Regions from separate parts of the Homo sapiens genome. Here regions 1 and 2 are each linked to region 3. A link is a loop called in an ENCODE intact Hi-C map of the cell type or tissue named here. Cell type or tissue: CD4-positive, alpha-beta T cell. All regions are shown on one strand.

What was found. Hi-C counts contacts between places; a loop is a spot of excess contacts. Peaks named below come from ENCODE experiments on the same cell type or tissue, not always from the same donor. Only the 100,000 strongest peaks of a DNase experiment are listed, where the experiment ranks them.
Region 1: a loop joins it to region 3, with 5 times the contacts of the local background. A loop is called at or near these places in 57 of 110 quality-filtered maps.
Region 2: it touches region 3 in a loop (4-fold over the local background); 37 of 110 quality-filtered maps call a loop at or near these places.

What each region holds. Positions count from the first base shown.
Region 1 is chr17:73,190,646-73,193,145 of GRCh38, reverse strand. COG1 (component of oligomeric golgi complex 1) reads right to left here and starts at 91. Exons shown (of 14, transcript NM_018714.3): 1 at 1-91. The coding sequence starts at 76. RefSeq lists enhancers at 1-139, 770-819, 105-864. In CD4-positive, alpha-beta T cell, CTCF peaks have their summits at 1,273 and 1,474 (motif pointing left); DNase peaks (open chromatin) are centred at 115, 465 and 1,505; H3K4me3 peaks cover 1,572 bases; H3K27ac peaks cover 663 bases.
Region 2 is chr17:72,985,309-72,987,808 of GRCh38, reverse strand. The region is part of intron 4 of SLC39A11 (solute carrier family 39 member 11); the gene reads left to right. Among named protein-coding and RNA genes, the nearest start is that of SLC39A11, 110 kb to the left of the region's middle. RefSeq lists a silencer at 1,492-1,541. In CD4-positive, alpha-beta T cell, CTCF peaks have their summits at 1,286 and 1,487 (motif pointing left); a DNase peak (open chromatin) is centred at 1,508.
Region 3 is chr17:72,724,657-72,727,156 of GRCh38, reverse strand. All of the region lies in intron 7 of SLC39A11 (solute carrier family 39 member 11), which reads left to right. Among named protein-coding and RNA genes, the nearest start is that of LINC00511, 85 kb to the right of the region's middle. RefSeq lists a silencer at 1,427-1,496 and an enhancer at 1,547-1,616. In CD4-positive, alpha-beta T cell, CTCF peaks have their summits at 1,288 and 1,498 (motif pointing left); DNase peaks (open chromatin) are centred at 26 and 1,486; H3K4me3 peaks cover 272 bases; H3K27ac peaks cover 1,085 bases.

The DNA of each region.
Region 1 (2,500 bases), 470 kb before region 3:
CATGCGTCTCGAAAAGAGCCGCAGGGTCGCGCAGATCCAGCCGCTTCAGCGCGGGTGAGGTTGCCGCGGTGGCCATGGTGCACTCGTCAGCCCCCGGCGATCTACCTACGCCCTTTTAGTCCCGCCCCCTCCGCCATCTTCGTTGGGGGCGGAAGCGCTTCCGCCCCGCCGGGGGCCATGTTTGTTACCCGAGGGGGCGGGCGCGAGGGGGCGGGCGCGAGGGGGCGGGCGCGAGGGGGCGGGCGCGAGGGGGCGGGCGCGAGGGGGCGGGCGCGAGGGGGCGGGCGCGAGGGGGCGGGGGCGGGCGCGGGCGCGGGGGCGGGCGCGGTCCTGCGCGGGGTTTTCTTAAACGGAGCCGGCTGGGAAGTGAGGTCGCCAGAGAGGTGAGGTCGCCAGGTTGGCTGCGAAACTGTGGCTGAAGTCTTCCCTTTCCCTTAGGAGCAGAGCTTCTCTGTGGAGTTAGGTGTCGGGATCGGGCCCCGCGGACTGACGGCGTTGGCGCAGGCGCAGCCGCCGCTCTCCGCGCGCCTGGCGCCCGCGAGCAGACTCGGGCGCGCTCGCCGCCGCTGGGTCTCGGATCGCACCCCGCGTGCAGTTTTAGGAAGAGGGACATCCGCGCCCCTCGCTGTTCCCCGGGAAGAGCTACCACGCCGCCCCTGAAGGGGTTCTGAGCGCTTGTTTGGCGTCTGCTTTTCCTCTGCTGTTGATTCGTGTTGGAGGTTTTCCATTTCGTTTAAAACCGATGTTTAGCCCCTGAAGACGTTTTCCCTGCGAGAGCCTGACCTTGGTGGCCATGGGGGAGGAGGGCGGCGGGCTGGGCGGGAGAGGCTGGGACGCCCCGGGGAACGCAGCGCCAGACGGGTGGGCGCTCCTCACGTGGCCCAGGAATAGTAGAATCTGGAGATTGTGGCTTGTTTCTGCTAAGTCCCAGACCCTTCTTTTTTTTTTTTTCTGTTTTAATTTCTTTTGGAAGATTTCACCCACACCAGTGTCGACAAAATGATGCAATGTGCGCAGCGGCCATGCTGAGCCCCCAGCAACTCAGGGCCTACCCTGCATCCCTGCTCATTCCCTCTCCCACCCGCCACCTCCGGACGCACAGAATTTCAATCTGCAAATAAATGGTGCATTTATAATATTCCAGTTTAACCCGCAAGAGCCTTGCGGCGTAGGGAGTATCATTCTCACTTTACAGACTCATTTTACAGATGGGGAAACGGGGGCCCGGAGAGGCAAAGGGTTTTTTACTCAGTAAAAGTGCAGTTTTCAGAGCCTGTCCACGAGATTATCTCATTTTCTCGCACATCGGCCATGCCAGGTAGGTAGGAGTAATATTCCTAGTCCATTTATGAGGAAAAAAAAAAAAGAAACAAAAGCTTATTTACCTGCCCAAATTACATAGCTGATAGGTGACCCAGTGAGTATTTGGACGTCGATTTTTAAATTACTGGCTCGCGCTCTTTTCTACGTTTTCACATAATTTCCCACAGAGCACCCTCTGTTGGCAGGCCTGCAGTTTGCAGTCTCTAATCCCATTCTGCAAGGGACACTTACTGGTATTCGGCTGATAAGCATCCGCAGTATCTCCTTTCTGTGATTGGGGAATTCATCGCTATCTAGCAAAATCTTTTTTTCTGGCGCCCTTTATAGCTACGGTGCCAGCCTGCGGCCTGGGACTGGCACAGCAGGCACAAGCGCCTAGGACTTGGGTGAAGAGTTAGTGACATTAAGAAGCAGGCTGTAATCCCAGCACTTTGGGAGCCCAAGGCGTGTGGATCCCTTGAGCCCAGGAGTTCAAGACCAGCCTGGGCAACACGGCCAAACCCCGTCCTTACAAAAAAATACAAAAAAAGGGGCGCGCGCCGGGTGGCTCATGCCTGTAATCCCAGCACTTTGGGAGGCCGAGGCAGGCGGATCACATGAGGTCAGGAGTTCGAGACCAGCCTGGCCAACATGGTGATACCCTGTCTCTACTAAAAATACAAAAATTAGCTGGGCGTGGTGGCGCACATCTATAATCCCAGCTACTCGGGAGGCTGAGGCAGCAGACAGGAAGCTGAGGCAGGAGAATCACTTGAACCTGGGAGACGGAGGTTGCAGTGAGCCGAGATCGAGACACTGCACTCCAGCCTGAGCGACAGAGTGAGGCTCCGTCTCAAAAAAAAAAAGAAAAAGAAAATTAGCCGGGAGTAGTGGTGTGGGCCTGTGGACCTGTAGTCCCAGCCACTTGACAAGAGGCAAGTGAGGCAAGAGGATCACTTGAGCCTCTGGAGGTCGAGACTGCGTCAGTGAGCCATGATTGGGCCACTGCATTCCAGCCTAGACAACAGAACAAGACCCTGTCTCAAAAAAAAAAAAAAAAAAAAATCGCAGGTGACAGGGGCGATTGCATTTTGGTGGTGGCACAGGTATCACCGGCAACATCCACTCCCTAAGGACAGCAAGGGCAGTGAACTTAGCTCCAGCTCCCAGCTGCTAATGCTGGCGGTGGTGCTGGTGG
Region 2 (2,500 bases), 260 kb before region 3:
GTGGATGAGGGAGATTGTTCCCAAAACAACCGTTGGGGCTTCACCTTTCTCTGTAAGTGTCATGAAGTTTTGGAGTGGAGAAAGACTTGGTGTGGAAGAGGAAGGGGTATTCTGATTCAGGACTTTGTCTTTAGGCAAGGAAAAAAACATTTCTTATTTTCCAGAGATTGCTAAAGAATTCTAGTGCAAGCCATCTGTTCCCCTAATAGCCCATTCAGTCCCCTTTTTGGGGAATGGGGAGCATATTTTAACATTTCTGAATTTGCCATGGGAGTGTCAGGGTACCTCTTACTGATTTCTTTAGTAGATTGTGGGATTAATTGTTCATTCCATCTTATTTCTGTCACAAATCCAGGAACTGTATGCTAAGTGCCCCATTCACTCAAACTGGATACACTTTACACAAGTACATTTGGTGATTACCTAATAAGAGACAAACTTCAGGTCCTTGTGGAGTGTCTTAGTCCATTAAGTGTTGCCATAAAGGAATACCTGAGGCTGGGTAATTTACAGACAATAGGTTTATTTGGCTCTCAGTTCTGCAGACTGTATAAGAAGCATAGTGCCAGCATCTGCTTCTGGGGAGGGCCTCAAGAAGCTTCCAATCATGGCAGATGGTGAAGGGGGAACAGATGTGTGACGTGACAAGCGAAGGAGCAAAAGAACTAGCAGGATCTTTCAAACAACCAGTGCTCTCCTGAACCAACAGAGTGAGAACTCGCACATTACTGTGGGGAGGGCAACAAACCATTCATGAGGGATCTGCTCCCGTGACCCAAACCCCTCCTACCAGGCCCTCCTCCAGCACTGGGGCTCACATTTCAACATGAGATTTGGAGGGAACACACATCCATACTATGTCAGAGCTTTGTGGTTTATTGGACAATACCCTGTGCTTTTATTCTTTCCCTTCTGGTATAAAAAACTAGTCATTGTAGTTGAAGACAGTAACCAGTTCATCCCTCATGTTGGCGAGGCTGGTCTTGAACTCCTGACCTCAAGTAATCTGCCTGCCTCAGCCTCCCAAAGTGCTTGGATTACAGGCATGAGCCACCATGCCCGGCCTGTGATTATGTCTTATATCCAATCTACAAGTGCTTCTCACACCTGAATGTGTGCACGGTTCACCCCGGGAGCCTGTTAAAATGCAGATGATGATTTGGCAGGTCTGGGTTGGGGCCCAAGACTGTATGTGTCTCCCAAGCTGTCAAGGTGGCTGATGCTCCTGATCCATGGAGCCCCCTCGGGCTAGCTGGGGGTGGAGGGTGCAGCAGTGTGGCAGTAATGGGACCTCACAGTTGGAAGGGTCCTTGGAGGGTCTGTGGGCCAGTGCCTGGCAGGTGGCGCGTCACACTCGACTTTCTGATGTTCTGATTTAGGAGGCTTTGGGTGGAGCTTAGACGTCTGTATTTCTAAAAAGCTTCACCGGGGCTTTGTCTGCATGGCCAGGCTTGGCAACCACCAGTTTGTCCAGCTCCCCAGCCGTGGTTTGCATCACCTCAACATCTCCCCCTAGTGGTTGTGTTGTGACTAGGGTGTCCTGGCTTTCAAAGCTAGCTCCACAGCCGTCAGGCTTCTGGGGGACCCTGGAGTCTTACTGGGGAGTGAACTGGTTTCCTAGGGCTGTGGGAACAATATATCACAATTTGAATAGCTTAAACAACAGACATTTATTGTCTCAGTTCTAGAGGCTAGAACTTTCTGGAAAGTAGTTCTAAGATTCTGACCTCAAGATGTCAGCAGGGCCATGTGCCTCCTCAAGGCTCCAGGGAAGGATGAGCTCCAAGCCCCTCTCCTAGCTTTTGGTGGTTCCTTGGCTTCTAGTAGCATAACTCCAGTCTTCCCGTAGTATTTTCCTTGTGTGCCTGTCTCTGTGTCCAAATTTCTCCTTTTTATAAGGAAAAAATCATATTGAATTGGGACCTGCCCTAATGACCTTATCTTACCTCGATCATTTACAAAGACCCTGTTTGCAAAAAAGGTCACATTTATAGACAACATCTTTTGCAGGAATGCAGTTCAACCCATCACAGGGAGATAGGGCATCGATTGCAGGAAGATTAATAAATAAAAGACAGTAATAAAAAGTTAGGCCTGGCCAGATGCGGTGGCTCATGCCTGTAATCCCAGCACTTTGGGAGTTTGAGGTGGGTGGATCACCTGAGGTCAGGAGTTCGAGACCAGCCTGGCCAACATGGCGAAACCCTGTCTCTCCTAAAAATACCAAAATTAGCTCGGTGTTGTGGTGCATGCCTGTAGTCCCAGCTACTCGGGAGGCTGAGGCAGGAGAATTGCTTGAACCTGGGAGGTGGAGGTTGCAGTGAGCCGAGATGGCGCCCCTGCACTCCAGCCTAGGTGAGAGAGTGAGACTCTGTCTCAAAAAAAAAAAAAAAAAAAAAAAGGCAGGCCCCATGCAAATAAAGAAGGTTTGCATGGAAATGAATGTCACAAGTGGGTAATACCTGATAGGGTCAGATATAGCTGGCTAGTCCCGTCAGCA
Region 3 (2,500 bases):
GTAAGACTGTTTATGCTTAAACACTCAGCTTCACATACCACTTCCTGTTTTAAGCTTTGACTAAGCACGCGTCAAGAGACGTTTGTAGTCTGTGGACCTGCCTTGACCTACAGGTGCAGCGGCCATCCCAGAGCAGGCTGTGCACAGCAGAGGAGGCTGGCTGCGAACTTTAGTGTGCCATGGATAGTCCACAAAACACATCCCCAAGATATGACCGGACCAGCTACTGCTAATCAACACCCAGACACTTGGTAAAGGAGGCATGGTTGATTAGTCTACATTTGGATGTAGTATAGCCCATTAAATTACACATGGAGGCATCAAAACCAATTTTAAGATATATGTTTGCCTCTCTGATCAAAGAGGAAAGATCGTAAGTCAGATAAATCCTTTCCCCTGGCTTATACATATATATGTTGATATATTAACAATTATTTAAGACAGCAGCCATTAGTTAACAAAGCAACCCTTTATTTAGAAAGAAAAGTGGCATATTTTGACATATTTTCCTGGTCATTCATCAACATTAGCTAGTAGATGAGCATGTCTGTATGTGTAAGATACGTTACATGTGTGTCTACCTGTCCAAGCAGCCCCTCTACTTTTGCTCCAGTAGATTGTGTGTGTGTGTGTTTGTGTGTGTGTGTAGACAGGATCTTGTTCTGTTGCTCAGGCCGCAGTGCAGTGGCACAATCATAGCTTGCTGCAGCCTTGACCTCCTGGGCTCAAATAATCCTCCCTCCTCAGCCTCCCAAGTAGCTGGGACTCCAGGTGTGCATCCTGTAGATTATTGAAAGCATGCTTGCAGGTTACCTGTAGAGAAGTTACAAAGGAGACTTCATTGTTGTGGCGGGGAGGAGTCTCGGAGAACTCACATGGAAACATTTTAATTATAGTTCACTCTAACATCTTTGAACAAGCAAGCTGTCTTCACTGGCTCCCTCCAAGCCTCCATGCAGCTGCTCTTGCAATGCCTAGACCTGCCCCAGGCAGCACTCAGTCTCCCAGACTCGTGGAGCATCCTAGGGAGACCCTTACTTCCTCAAAGTTGCTGATCTTAACCTCCTCCCTGCCTAGCAACTTGGGTCTCAGCATTCCCAGCCTGGTCTCCCTGGAGAGTGGCTTTTAGCCTGAGAATTGGAGACCCAGCCTGAGGACACTAAGGTACTTGTGGAGAAAATACTTTGACATCTTGATCCCACTGTCCCCACCCTTTCACAGCAGAAAAATGCCCCTCCCACCCTTGAGTCACTTCGGCACAATCCTGTTCTATTCTTTATCTGCAATCGCACATTGTGCTCTCAATTTTATTTTATGCAGGCAAGCTCTTCTCTTGAACCTATCACACTACCCTGTCTGGAATTCTAGAGTGATCTATTGGCAGCTCCTTCTCTTCAGTTTTCCTGGCTCATCCTGCCACACTACACAGCCTCACCTTACAAAGAGACAGTGGAATTTGAAAGTGCCGGCTGGCAGCGGTGGACAGACGGCGCCACCACGCGGTAGCTTGGTAGCATAGGTTGCTAGACACAGTACCAGAAGGAAAAAGTTTGACCAGGAAAGGTGACTGTGTGTCGCTATCCAAATCTATGTTCGGCTTGTACAGAAGGTGTATCTGCAGAAGGCTAAGGACCATATATGTAAGTTACATGTAACTTTGGACATGTCCAACTTTGCTTTGGATATTTTTCAAAATAGTAACATCCTTATATTCTGGCTGTTATACCCTGATTTTTCACCCCCCATTTAATTAAGCATTTATAAAGCTCGTTATTGTCTTATTTTCCCATGTTGGGAATAAAAGTATAGCTTTTATGTGACCCTACGTAGAGGGGTAGAAATGTGAAATGGGCCAATTAAAGTGTCAGAAGCTACTCCAAGCTTTTGATGGTCTACCCTAGCAGGGGAGCATAGAGGTGCGAAAAGTCCTCACTTCCAGACACCCAAAAATCAGTTCAGTTTTTCTTTTTGCCATTTGGAGGGGAGAGGGTGACATTTACTTTTCTAGTGACTTAAAAACATAATGTTATTTATTGCATGCGTTCTGGGAAGTGAAGAAAGTGGGCCAGGCCAAGGAAGTCCACCGGATGCATGGGCAAAGCCAGACCAGGATCAAACAGGTTCTCACCATCCTATGTAATTTGCCATCAAGTCATTCATCAGTCTGTCCATCCATCCATCCCTTCAATCCACAGAGATTCACTGAGCACAGGATTCATCTTTTTGGAGAGAGAGAACTTAGAATAGTTATTTCATCAACTGCAACTGGGAAAACAGGCTTGAATTTGTAGGACTGGTGGGCTGGACATGACTTTGAAAGATCATCTTGCCTCTTAAGTATTTTTTTTTTTTTTAGCAGTTGAGCTTTTGGAACAAGTTCCTAAGCGAACACTCTGGATGGAATAGATACCACCCTTTCCATGAAAGTTCCCCTCTGCACTTGGCAGAAAATCCCTGATCTAGCCCAAGTCTCTAATGTTATAAGTGAAGAAACTGAAGT